Regions from separate parts of the Homo sapiens genome. Here region 2 is linked to region 1. Evidence: chromatin contacts called from ENCODE Hi-C or POLR2A ChIA-PET data. All regions are on one chromosome and are shown on one strand. Each heading gives the region's core, a stretch centred on a gene start or an enhancer-like site at or near the end of the contact. The rest is flanking DNA. Distances are from core to core; before and after follow the strand shown.

What was found. Hi-C counts contacts between places; a loop is a spot of excess contacts on that map. ChIA-PET counts read pairs that join two places held with the same protein, here RNA polymerase II (POLR2A). Pooled maps may share reads with other maps.
Region 2: a loop to region 1 is called in a map of ascending aorta, with 2.1 times the contacts of the local background. The contact joins the promoter of MGARP here to the enhancer-like site in region 1. A Hi-C loop is called at or near these places in 6 of 168 maps with a recorded cell type or tissue (CD4-positive, alpha-beta T cell, OCI-LY7, aorta and 3 more), 14 of 37 single-sample maps with no recorded cell type and 11 of 50 pooled maps. POLR2A ChIA-PET finds 5 or more read pairs at or near these places in 13 of 52 experiments (AG04449, AG04450, BJ and 9 more).

Annotation. Positions count from the first base shown.
Region 1 is chr4:139,240,600-139,247,141 of GRCh38, reverse strand. It overlaps LOC105379412 (a long non-coding RNA gene), which reads right to left. Exons shown (of 4, transcript XR_007058273.1): 4 at 1,310-1,847. Among named protein-coding and RNA genes, the nearest start is that of MGARP, 36 kb to the left of the region's middle. Within about 2 kb of position 3,546, at least 8 of the 41 ENCODE cell types and tissues checked have a DNase peak (open chromatin) inside an H3K27ac peak, as active enhancers do; they include ascending aorta, where a contact is called at or near this core.
Region 2 is chr4:139,278,627-139,285,426 of GRCh38, reverse strand. MGARP (mitochondria localized glutamic acid rich protein) reads left to right here and starts at 5,202. Exons shown (of 4, transcript NM_032623.4): 1 at 5,202-5,350. The coding sequence starts at 5,269. RefSeq lists an enhancer at 5,238-5,447.

The DNA.
Region 1 (6,542 bases), core at 2,297-4,796:
ATAGATTTGTGAGTAATTTTTTTTTTTTTTTTTTTTTTTGGAGAAGGAGTCTTGCTCTGTCGCCCAGGCTGGAGTGCAATGGCGCAATCTCAGCTCACTGCAACCTCTGCCTCCTGGGTTCAAGTGATTCTCCTGCCTCAGCCTCCTGAGTAGCTGGGATTACAGGCGCCTGCCACTAGGCCCGGCTAATTTTTTTGTATTTTTAGTAGAGACACAGGGTTTCACCATGTTGCCCAGGCTGGTCTCGAACTCCTGACCTCAGGTGATCCACCTGCTTCGGCCTCCCAAAGTGCTGGGATTACAGGCATGAGCCACTGCGCCGGGCCACATGAGTAATTTTATTAAATATAAACTCCTCTATTGCTTTAAACCTTCCACTCTAAGTGAACCACTCACTATGCTGATTTCAGTTGTAATTTTAGTTTTAAGGAAGCACAAATATTATATTTCTTTAACATGGAAAAGAAACACAGTAATGAGAATTCATTCAACTAAGATCAGAATGAGTCCCAGTTACTACATTTTAAAATCTTAGGATTTAATAAAAGTCATAGGGAGATAGAGAGTATCCTTTTCTGCCTCTGCATGAGTCCCAGAGATTCTGTAAGAGACCCAGAAAATACAAACAAATGACATTTTCAGGAAGGCGTTTCTGGTTCCCTGTTGCATCCTCTGCATCTAGAAAAGATAAAACCAGCTAGGCACTTCCCCAGTCGCTACAGACTCAGAAGAGGAGCTGCAAGTGACAGCCAAAGCATTCCCCATGGCCAGACAATGAGACAAGGAGAAGCAGCTGGCTATCCCCCTCCTTTGGACTGTTGGGACACAGGAGATCAGAGAAGGGCCGGGTATATTCCCAGATACCAATAGTAATAACCCAGTGAAAGGGGCAGCCAAATATGATAGCATAATAGTGGAATAACAGCTGTTTTTTCTCTCTTTGGGCTTTAAATAATTAGACATTACTTGCTTTTTTTCCCCTTTGGCAAGTTTATTTTATTTTATTTTCCCTTTTTTTAAGAGATGATCTTGCTCTCTTGCCCAGGCTGGAGTGCAGTGGCGTGATTATAGCTCACTTCAGCCTCAAACTGCTGGGCTCAAGTGATCCTCCCACCTCAGACTTTGGAGTGGCTACGACTGCAGACATGCACCACCAGGCCCAGCTAATTTTTTAATTTTTTATAGAGATAGGGTCTCACTATGTTACCCAGGCTGGTCTCAAACTGCTGGCCTCAAGTGATCATCCTGTCTCTGCCTCTCAAAGCACTGAGGTTCCAGGTGTGACCCACCATGCCTGGCTCCCTTTGGCAACTTTTAATTTTTGAAAAATTCCATTCTTCTGAATAGTTTGAAAATATTTGCTTTTCTTCCAGGCATTTTCTTGAAGTAATTTCCTGTTTTACTTTCAGAAATGTAAAATATGTGACGGGGATAAAGAAAGATCTGCCTGATTTTAGGACATATAATACTTATATAAGGCCCTATCTAAAGTATCCCAAGAGAGGTGTATATTTGTCATCTTTTATAATTGATTTAAAAAGATTGAACTAAAAAGTAAAAATCTGTCACTTGCTTGCCTTGCGATTAATGTGGGAAAGGTTCCGGTTCTGTGTTGAGGTTGCTGGGCTATAGGGTCAAAAACTGGCCTGTCATCCCCTCTAGGATTTGTTCCTTGTTCTGTGATTTGCTGAGTGATCAAAGACCGATGATTATATGGCTCTGCATCTGTATTTCTGTTAAATGGAAATTTAAAAACAATTTTTTTCTTAGACGCAAGCGTTGCAGATTTGAGGCTAGATCCTCACATTTTGTGGTCAAGAGGGAATTAGGAACGTGCCATCCCGAACCTGGAAGAGAAAGAAAAAGTACAGAGCAGTCGGTACCTGGTTATAATTTCTGTCAGTCATTTTCACAGCCACACAGCAAGAACCCGTGCTGAAAATAGAAATAAAGATGATTGTCCTCATCTGAGATTTTTCTAAGCATAAAAAAAGAGGCATCATTACTTCTTAGTATCCTCCTGGAAAGAAGAAACTGAAAGAAAAGTGAACACTGCTTCTCAGTTTTTTCCTCTTAAAGATCACTGGAAAATTTTGTAGCATCAAAGCTTATTGCAGATAGAGCTATCTAAGCTACTTTTATTTGATCAAATTAATTCACTACTTTTCTTTTCTTTTTGAGATGGAGTTTCGCTCTTGTTGCTCAGGCTGGAGTGCAATGGCGCGATCTCGGCTCACTGCAACCTCCGCCTCCTGGGTTCAAGTGATTCTCCTGCCTCAGCCTCCCGAGTAGCTGGGATTACAGGCGCCTGCCACCACACCCAGCTAATTTTGTATTTTTAGTAGAGACGGAGTTTCACCATATTGGTCAGGCTGGTTTCGAACTCCTGACCTCAGGTGATCCGCCCGCCTCAGCCTCCCAAAGTGCTGGAGTTACAGGCATAAGCCATCACAGCCGGCCAATTCACTACTTTTCAAGACTCTGAATAACATTTCTTAGTGTATATTTGTTGAGCTGCCTACTATAGTAATTGCATTTTACTAGGTGCATGAATAGACTGAGAAGCTTACCTTCTGGGCAGAGGGAAAGACAAACAAAATATGCCATGTAATGTGTTAACTACACAGAAATTTGAAAGATGCTATGGGGGCTTATAGGAGAAGTGGGGAAGTGAATTATGCTCAAAGAGGGCTCCTGGCTAAGGAGAAAATCTTACCTGAGTTTTGAAGGATAAGCAGGGGTAGCCAAATGGAGAGGTGGGGACTTAGACTGATCTAAGATAAGTGGGATTCTAGGTAAAGGGAGCAGTCAGGGTGAATATTCGAAGTCTAAGATCTTCGGGGTCTGCAGGTGATTCTTGTGGACACTACTACAATTATTTTATTTTATTTTATTTGAGACAAAGCCTCACTCTGTCGCCCAGGCTGAGTGCTGTGGCGCAATCACAGCTCACTGCAGCCTCGCTCTCCTGTGCTCAAGCGATCCTCCTACCCTTAGCCTCACAAGACTGAAGGTGAGTGCCACCTCACCCAGCTAATTTTAATTTTTGTAGAGACAGGGTCTTGCGATGTTTGAAAGGCCGGTCTTGAACTCCCGGGCCCAAACAATCCTCCTGCCTTGGCCTCCCAAGGTGTTAGGATTACAAGCATGTGCCACTGCGCCCTGCCTACTATTTTAATTGGAGTTTCATGGCTGAGCACAGTGGCTCAGACCTGTAATCCCAGCAATTTGAGAAGCCATGGAACTGCCATGGAAACTGCTTTAACTGAAATTTTGGTTCACAGCCTTCATTGGATTATCTATTGGGGCAAGCTCGTATTGCCTGGAGGATTGCCTAGAATTTGAGGCTGCAGTGAGTCACTGCACTCTAGCCTGGGTGACAGTGAGACCCATATCTAAAAAAACAAACAAAAAATTAGAGTTTCTGGTTACTGGAGAGTTTCTGCTGGTTGAGTTTCAGTGCTATCTAGAGCTCTAACCCTTTTGAACATAACAACAATGAATCACAGCGTATGGACATGTTTGGACTGGTACATTGCCTTATTGGTCCTATTACAGTTACTGCTGCCTAATGCCTAAAGCATGTCCATGCTTTCACATGAACTAGATTTTTTTTTAAATGTAGATATTATGTAATCAGAACACCAGTACCTGGAGGCAACTCTTATGCCATTAATAAAGTATTTTATTGACTGCTCTTAGTCTCAGCTAACCCATCTGGATTACATTGTACTACTTTTCAATCATGGAAAGTTGCCTTTTTTTTTTTTTTGAGATAGAGTCTCTCTCTGTCGCCAGGCTGGAGTGCAGTGGCGCGATCTCGGCTCACTGCTACCTCCACCTCCCGGGTTCAAGTGATTCTCCTGCCTCAGCCTCCCAAGTAGCTGGGATTACAGGCACATGTCACCATGCTAATTGTTGTTACTTTTAGTAGAGATGGGGTTTCACTATGTTGGCCAGGCCGGTCTCGAGCACCTGACCTCGTGATCTGCCCACCCTGGCCTCCCAAAGTGCTGGGATTACAGGCATGAGCCACCACATCCGGCCCTAAGAGAAGAAAATTTTTAATGTCATTATTATAAAGGCTATTTCCTGACACCTGTCTCCCAAAAAACAACACAAGCAAACAAAGAGAAAAAGCAACTCTAAGCAGGATTACAGCTGTGTTTCTGGACCACACAAAGTGATTATTTCTGTTTCTGAAACTCAGCATATGGTCTGTCTAGAACTCTCTCTATTTGTATGTGGAAAGGTCGCTCTTTTGGACAGGAGTCATGGCTCTAGATTGGCACACATGGAGCAGGAGGATCAGTGAAATCACTCCTGGTCATCAGTGGGGTGACAGAACACCCTCACTCTTGACTTTCTAGATGAGTTAGTGTAAAGTTTTCCTTTTATGGGTAACTCCTTCTAGTCTCATTGATCACTGACTTCCAGATCTTGCCTGCCCTGCCCTGTGGCCCCCGGGGGCTCTGCCTCCCTGCCAGGAGAGCTGCTGGGATGCTGAAACCCAGAGAAAACCACAGGTCAAGGGCTTGGCTGGGTTCCCACTCATACATTCATCCTCTCATTCATTCATCATTCCACAAGTATTTATTGAGTGCCTTCTACATGTCAGGCACTTTTATAAGCAGACACCAAAATAGACTAAAATCTTCGTTTTCAACAGTCTTCTTCTATTCTAAGGTACATTTCCATTAGCCCTGGTAAGGCAGGAAAATAGGGTCTGGAGGCAGGGAACATAAGGCAGATTCACACTTGAGCTATGATAGGAAATATCCTCTCCATAGGGCGAAGGCCAAGTAAATGACTTTGTAACTGTACTTCATCCTCTCCATTTACATAGGGCGTACCCAAGTAGAGGGTATTTCAACTCCCAAATATTCTGCAACAGGGACTTTGAGACTCTATGCTCAGGCCCGCTCCCACACCATGGAGCGTACTTTCGTTTTCAATAAAACCCTTCATTCCTTCCTTTCCTTGCTTGTGCGTTTTGTCCAATTCTTTGTTCAGGAAGCCAAGAACCGGGACACTCTCCACCATTAATATTTCGGCGAATCAGACAGGAAGAAGAGGTAAGCCGAAAAGTTTGGGATTCATTTTACTCCCTTTCCTTTCCGCTCCATACAGGGGCGCGCTCTCTCTTTTCCTTTCCAACTGGGGACCCTTGGTGGGCGGCGTCTAAACATGGAAACAGCTGCAGATTTCTGGCCGTGGTTCGTGAAACTGAAGGGTTTCCATGTTGAGGATGGCCTAACTGCCATCTCATGTTTCGCTTAGGGGAACAGGGTCTTTTTACAGTTAGCTTAAGGAATCTGGGTGTTTTTCTTTCTTTTTTTTTTTCCTTTCTTTCTTTTCAGTCTTTCAGCGGCTGTTTATAATTGCACTGTCCAGAAGGGGGAAGGAGATCTAGGCGATCCCTGATCCCTGCAGCTCAGAGCAAACTCGCGCGTGTTTCAGGGGACTTAAACTTTCTTTTCTTATGCTAAGTTCTTCCCTTACGTACTCAACTGGCTAAAGACAAAAAGCCCACCTGGCATCCTGTTCTCATTAGAGTTCATGGCTATTATAAGACTCATACTAGGAGGTAGGCCTTGGAGGGGAAAACCTGCACGTGGTACCAGTGCCCACCCAAGGTCAGAGACATCTGACACTCTAAGATTGGACCCCACAGGAGGATGCTCCGTGGGTCCTGTGGACCTCAACCTGCTCAAAGGGGATGCTCTTAGCAGAGGCTCTGAGGTCTAGTACTAAATCCTCCTTAGAATTTTCTCTCGCAATTGCAATGCTGTCTGGCCCAAACATTGTTTGGAATCTGGAGTTTACTGTCTAAAGGGAAAGTGGAATGGCATTGCATGTATCCAGGCTTTTGTGCTGCGGTTCTAAGCTGGGAGCCTGGTTAATGTGTGACACGCTACTTTGGTAGGGTTTGGCCCCAGTGCTCTTTGGAGTCTGGGAAGGTTTGGTCTTTAAAAATCAAGCTGCCATGGAAACTGCTTTAACTGAAATTTTGGTTCACAGCCTTCACTGGATTATCTATTGGGGCAAGCTGGTATTGCTATCTCATGGCTAAGGTTCCAAGCTACTGGATCTTCATTTATGTGTGTGTATGCATGTCTAGATGTGTTTATTTGTATGTACACTTATTGTTATATGTTGTGTCTACCAAAATTGGCTTATAAGTAAAAAAGCACTTATAAATTAAGTAAATAGGTCTAAGCAATTTTCAAGTTCACATGATTTAAAGTATAACTTTAGGCCGGGCGCGGTGGTTCATGCCTGTAATCCCAGCACTTTGGGAGGCCGAGGCGGGCGGATCACGAGGTCAAGAGATCGAGACCATCCTGGCTAACACGGTGAAACCCCGTCTCTACTAAAAGTACAAAAAAAAATTAGCTGGGCATGGTGGCGTGCAACTGTGTCCGAGCTGCTGGGGAGGCTGAGGCAGGAGAATGGCGTGAACCCGAGAGGCGGAGCTGGCAGTGAGCCGAGATGGCACCACTGCACTCCAGCCTGGGTGACAGAGCAAGACTCCGTCTCAA
Region 2 (6,800 bases), core at 3,953-6,452, 37 kb before region 1:
TCACAAGATCTACAAGTTTGGAAATGGAAACTTTATTTCTTGTAAAGGGTTACAGCCTACAAGGTGGCCATCCTACAGACTGGAAAATATAGCCTCCAGCAGAGCCCAGAGACAGGCACTTTGGAGGAGAAGGGATTGGGGTAGGAGCTTTATGCTGAACAGTTGGCTAAGCATTCATATTCAACAGGTTACAGGAGGAGCTATGAATATTCACAAAGGTCCTTGTTTTAGCCTGTTCTCACATTGCTATAAAGAGCTACGTGTTGGTCAGGCATGGTGACTCACACCTATAATCCCAGCACTTTGGGAGGCCGAGGCAGGTGGATCACCTGAGGTTGGGAGTTCAAGACCAGCCTGACCAACATGGAGAAACCCTGTTTCTACTAAAAATACAGAATTAGCCGGACATGGTGAAGCACGCCTGTAATCCCAAGTACTTGGGAGGCTGAGGCAGGAGAATCACTTGAACCTGGGAGGCGGGGGTTACATTGAGCTGAGATCACGCCATTGCACTTCAGCCTGGGAAACGAGTGAAATTCCGTCTTAAAAAAAAAAAAAAGAGCTACCTGTGACTGGGTGATTTATAAAGAAAAGAGGTTTAATCTGCTCATGGTTTTGAAGGCTATACAGACTTCTGCTTCAGAGACGACTCAGGAAACTTAACAATTATGGTGGAAGGCAAAGGGGAAGCAAGCACTTCTTCACATGGCCAGCAGGAGAGAGGGTGAGCGAAGGGAAAAGTTCTACACACTTTCAAACATCCAGATCTTGTGAGAACTCACTATCATGAGAACAGCAAGGGGGGAACCCACCCCCATGATCCAATCACCTCCCACCAGGTCCCTTCCCCAACATTGGAAATTACAATTCAACATGAGATTTGGGTGGGAACACAGAGCCAAATGATATTAGTCCTGATGCATGTGTATTGACCAAACATGCATGTAACATACAACTTATGTTCGCTTTGGAGTGGAGACTTAACATTTAAATGTATTATAATTAGGCCCTATATGTCAAAAATCTTTTTAGGATATGAAGGACTCAAGTGTTCAGCATCTGTAAACAGGCCAGAGCCAGTTCCTGGTAGGTGGTCTTTTTTTTTTTCCTCCCCAAAGAAACATGGCCTTGCAGTGCAGTGGCACAATCAGGTCATTGCATCCTTGAACTCCTGGGCTCAAGTGATACAGGTGGGTGCTACCACACCCAGCCATTTTCTTTTCTTTTTTTGTTTTTAGTAGAGATGGAATCTCAACATCTTGCCCAGGCTGGGCTTGAACTCTTGGGCTCAAGTGATCCTCCTGCCTTGGCCTCCCAAAGTGCTGGGATTACAGGCATGAGCCACCACACCAGCCCAGTGGTCTTATCAGGAGAAAGTTACTGAAATCAGTCTCTCGTCCAATCAAAGCTGTAGCTATAGCTTGTGGAACGGGGTCAGTTAGTGTCTAGTGATGAGCGACAATTGTTTTAATATTCCTTATCTGGAGGCCAGTGCTTGTTTAGCTGCTAGAGAAAAAGAAAAACCTGTGGCAGTTAGAAATAGTTTATTCTTTAAGTGTAGGAGTGAGTGACTTAACCCTTGCCTAGCATGGCCTTAAACTTCCATTTATAATTTGGTATCTTATTGCCACAAAGTCTATTCTGTCAGTTTTAGGATCTCTATTTTAACATTTATGCTGGCCAGTTATTGTATCTAAAGTGCAAAAGGGAGCGGGTGTAACAAGAGTTGTCTGACCTCCCATCCCATCATGGCCAGGAACTCAGTTTTTAAGATTTTTCTGGGGTCCCCTTGGCCAAGAGGAGGTCTATTCAGTTGGCAGGGAGCTCAGGATTTTATTTTTAGTTTACATCCCCTATAGGTTTCAGAGAGGAAATGGCCCTGCCAACATCTTCATTTGAGACTTCTATCCTCCAGAAAACTGTTAGAGAATAAATTGTTTTAAATAACATCCAAGTTTGTATCCTTAGGAAAATAATACAGAAGTGTTAGGAAATCTGATGTTTATTTTGTCACAGAAGAGATAGTTAATAGATGGAGATAGTACTGAATGACTTTCAAGAATAGTCAGTCTGGGCACAGTGGCTCACGCCTGTAATCCCAGCACTTTGGGAGGCTGAGGTGGGCAGATCACAAGGTCAGGAGTTTGAGACCAATCTGGCCAATGTGGTGAAACCCCGTCTCTACTAAAAATACAAAAATTAGCCAGTTGTGGTGGCACACACCTGTAGTCCCAGTTACTAGGTATGCCGAGGCAGGAACATCGCTTGAACCAGGAGGCAGAGGTTGCAGTGAGCCGAGATCGCACCACTGCACTCCAGCCTGGGCGACAGAGCAAGACTCCATCTCAAAAAAAAAAAAAAAAAAGTTGAGAATTGACCATCTTGATTATCTTTTCTCCTTCACTTTAAGTAGTTTAAACCATGAAAAATATGCTTATCAGGACTTTCTTAACTGCTTGCCAATTTATCCTCCTAGTTGCTCCTCTAAATTGTTTAAGTGTGTGTCAGTATTTATCTCTCAAAACATATAGGCAATAGCCTAAGAATTGAGTGCTCAGAAAAACTTAGCTGATATTTCTGTGAAATCCAGGAAACCACTCAGACTTTGAAAATTTCTTTTATTTATATAGCTGTTAAGCCTTGAAAGTATAATTAATGTTGCCAGTAGAGGACCTTTATAATAATGTTTTCAAGACTAATATAATCCTTGTCAATAATCACAGTTAGATGGAGGTCATCTAAGGTAAGCCGAGTTATCTCTGACCCTAAATTCTTGTTTTTCCAACCAAACGAAGAAAAATTTCAAGGATGTGCTCAAGGGCAGCATTACGAACAGTATGATTAATAGTTAGGAAACTATTGGCTGAGCCTTACAGAGTCTTCCATAGCAAAGATGTGTTAAATTTATCTGGGGTTTGGAAGAAACAGTCTGCTCTGGAGTGAATTTGACAACTCGAGGGCATGTCCTCTCTTGGAAAATGTTTCATCAAGATTTGAAAAGAATTTGCCATCAAAACGGAAAGCCACAGGAGCAGCTGAGTAGATAGAAATTCCCTTCAACTTGAAAGGCATGAGCTTTTAACTAAGGAAAATAATCTGGAGAAATGGAACTATTTATCTCACAGTTCTTTTATATCCCAGCTGGTATGGCCATATTCAACCTAGAGAGCATGATAACCTCCCACTGGACCGTACCATCTAATAAGAGATGGTGGGATATAATGAATCCGGCCATGTGCCACACTGAAAGGCAGCAGAGTGTAGCAGGAGAGCCTTGAGCTTCACCTTAGGCTGGAAGTCAGAATCTAGCACTGCCTCCTCCAACTAGCTGAGCACATTTTATATCCTTTATTTTTTTTACTTTATTTTTTACATTTCATATCTAATGTGCCTTTTTTTTTTCTTTCTGAAAAAGAAACAGATGAGGTTTTGCCATATTTGCCAGGCTGGACTTGAACTCCCTAGCACGAGCAATCCTTCTGCCTCCACCTCCCAAAGTGCTGTGAGCCACTGTGTGTGATTTTTTTTTTTTTTTTTTTTTTTTTTGAGACAGGGTCTCACTCTGTCACCCAGGCTGGAGTGCAGTGGCAAGATCTCAGCTCACTGCAGTCTTGACCTCCTGAGCTCAATCAGTTCTCCCACCTCAGCCTCTGGAGTAGCTGGGACTGCAGGCATGTACCACCACACCCATCTATGTTGTAAACTTTTTTTTTTTTTGAGACTGAGTCTCGCTCTGTCACCCTAGTGATTAAACTAGTTAACTCTCTTTCTGAGTATCAAAAAACCAATCTGATCATTGGCTTGTACTCTTCTTATGAGAATATGTTAAATATAATTATAATTAGGTTCAGGACTATAACTTCTGAGAAACGTCTATTTACATAGCAAATGAACAAATATTGTGCCTGTTACATGCCAATAGAACTTTAAGCTAGAAGTATTATGTTCATGTCCTTTTTGTTTTTTAATTCATGACCACCAGTAAATCCCTGGACATTCCCACCCACCACCTGGTGGTGGCATTTGCTAAAGGGAATAATTGCCACCTCCCTCAGAGGGTTGCAGTGAAAATTAAAAGAGATAATAGATGTGAAAGTGCTTTATAATCTTTCAAGTGCCAAACACACATAAGGGATTATTATAGTAGGAAATGGTGTCTTCCAAAGAGTAATCATTTAGACAATGTTATAAACGTAATAAATTATTGGTTTCCATATTCAAACCATGACAAGTTCTTGTAGCCACGATGAGACGGAAAACTAATAATTTAGTATTTTTAGTTGATGTGTTTTTTTGTTTTGTTTGTTTTGTTTTGTTTTTGGGGTTTTTGTTTTGTTTTGTTTTGCTTTTGAGACAGGGTCTTGCTCTGTCACCCAGGCTTGAATGTAGTGGCATGATCTCGGCTCACTGCGACCTCCGCCTCCCGGGTTCAAGCGATTCTCCTGCCTTAGCGTCCCGAGTAGCTGGGATTACAGGCCCGCGCCACCACTCCCGGCTAATTTTTTGTATTTTTAGTAGAAACGGGGTTTCACCATGTTGCCCAGGCTGCTCTCCAACTCCTGACCTCAAGTGATCCGCCTGCCTCGGCCTCCCAAAGTGCTGGGATTATAAACGTGAGCCACTGTGCCCGGCCGCTGATGTGGAAATATTAATTTCACATCCCATAGAGGAATATACAGTGTTTTTGATATTTTAAAGTCGTTTTAACAGTGAGCTGTCTAGAAATTCAACCATTGTCTGCAGATTTTCTTACGATTCTGAGCATCACCCAGTGCGCTAATGGAAGGCTGAGGCTACCCCTTCGCTCTTCTCATTTTTAAGAAACTTCCAGCTATCCTTCCCTCTCCTAGGAAAGCTAACGGAATGCAGGAGATAAAATGGTTTCAGATTACATCCAGCGTGATAAACTGTGTCCTTGTCTTAATCTCGTCCAATTCCCAAAACATTTCCAGCTTGCTGTGAGGAGTTACATTCAGTGGTACAGAATGAGCCAGGCAGGCGACGGCGACTTGTAGGTTCCCCATCCCTTTTCTGAGATGCCGCGGTCAGCTCTAGAGACCTCAGGGATAGCAACAGAGCTGGAGATGGGTTAGGGGAGGATGGTGAGGACTACAAAGGTCTCCCCACCTCCCGGGGGCCGCGGAGGCGGGGCTGGATGAAGGTCGACGTGCCTCCTCCGGGCGGGGCGCTGCCAGGCTCTCAGCCTCTCTGTGGAAGGGCAGCCTGCGCCTGGGTACCGAGGCTGCTGCGCGGCGGACAGCGGGCGCGATGTATCTCCGCAGGGCGGTCTCCAAGACTCTGGCGCTGCCGCTGAGGGCGCCCCCCAACCCCGCGCCGCTCGGAAAGGACGGTGAGTAAGGAGGTCTAGCCCGGAGAGGAGGACGGGCGCCTCGGGTGCAGATTTCGCCCGCGCCAGGGAACCGGCCGGCACCCAGTTGGCCAAACCCGACCCAGAGCAGCAGAAGCCTGGATTGGAGGTCGAGGAGACTGGGGGAGACTCCCGGGAAGACGTCCCGAAGCTCCTGCAGACTTTGGAAGTAGGGAACTTTTCCAGGGTGCCTCAGAGTCCAGATTATCTGGGTTCGCATCCTGATCTTGGACAAATGGCTTAACCTGTTTCCTCATCTATAAAATGAGGGCGATGATGGTTTTCCTTTTTAATGAGTTAATGTATGGTTAAAAGCACTTAAAAACGTGCCTGGCTGACAAAGTCGCAGCTTACCACTTTTATTGTTAGAGGCACCATTCGCTCTCCAATCTCCTGAGGAAGCAGAGGAACGGTGGGAAGGTGGACGCCGATCAGCGAGCGGGCCCGGCAAGCGCTGGGAGGCAGTGAGGCAGGGCCCGCTCAGTGGACGCTGGGCGAATGTTCGTGGGGTAAATAAACCTAACCCTTGGCAGGGTCTCAGCAGCCTGAACCCCGCGAGCGCCTGGCTCTGAGATCCACAACCCCCAAAAAGGAAGCGGCCTTCGGGACACTTTCCTTTGAGGTTGCACGTCGTCCTGCAACTGCTTGGCTCTGTAGTCCAAATATCGACACCTTTGGTTCTGAGGATACGCGAGAAAAAGCAGAATACTCAGCAATTAACTAAAGGGGGAGTTGCAGTGTGAACTGGAGGCTTATTAAATAAAAACGGACATATAGGAAAGCGCTTCGTATAGTGCTGGGAACATAGTAGGTGCTTAATAGGTGTGAGCAAGGAAGATTGTTTTTCTTCTGGGACCAGGCTTGCGCTCCAGGGCGGTTCTGCCCCAGCCGCTTTTCCCTAGTCCCCATCCGTCACCCCTCTCTCTTCCACTCACGACTGGGGGACGGCTCTTAGACAATATCGTGAAGGGTTCTTAATGCTCTCTTCACTTAGCCTCACTTTCTGAGCCTTCCGAGATAATTTTACCCCAGAGGGTGGATTCCAGCAGGAGAGAAAGATGTGCGCGGAGAATTCCATGGGCCGATTTTTTTTTCACGTTGATTAGGCCTCTGTTGGTGGTGGTGGGAGGGAAGGACGGAGGTCTAACTAACTCGCTTTATTTTTCTTGTAAAATGCTGGTGGAAGGAAGTTATCCCTCAAGTATCAGAAATAAGACATCTTCGTTTTCCTAGATCTTTATTGCCTTTATTTTTCTAGATCTTTATACCAAATGATATAGAGCTTTTAAATATATATATACACTGATGAAGTAGGGAGAAGCCATTTATTTTAAACTTCGGAAGATAACGGGACTGTTCTGTTGAGAACGGGGAGAAAGATTAGTCCTCTGACCGTGGCCTTTCGTTTTATCTGTCTGCGTTCCCCACCGAC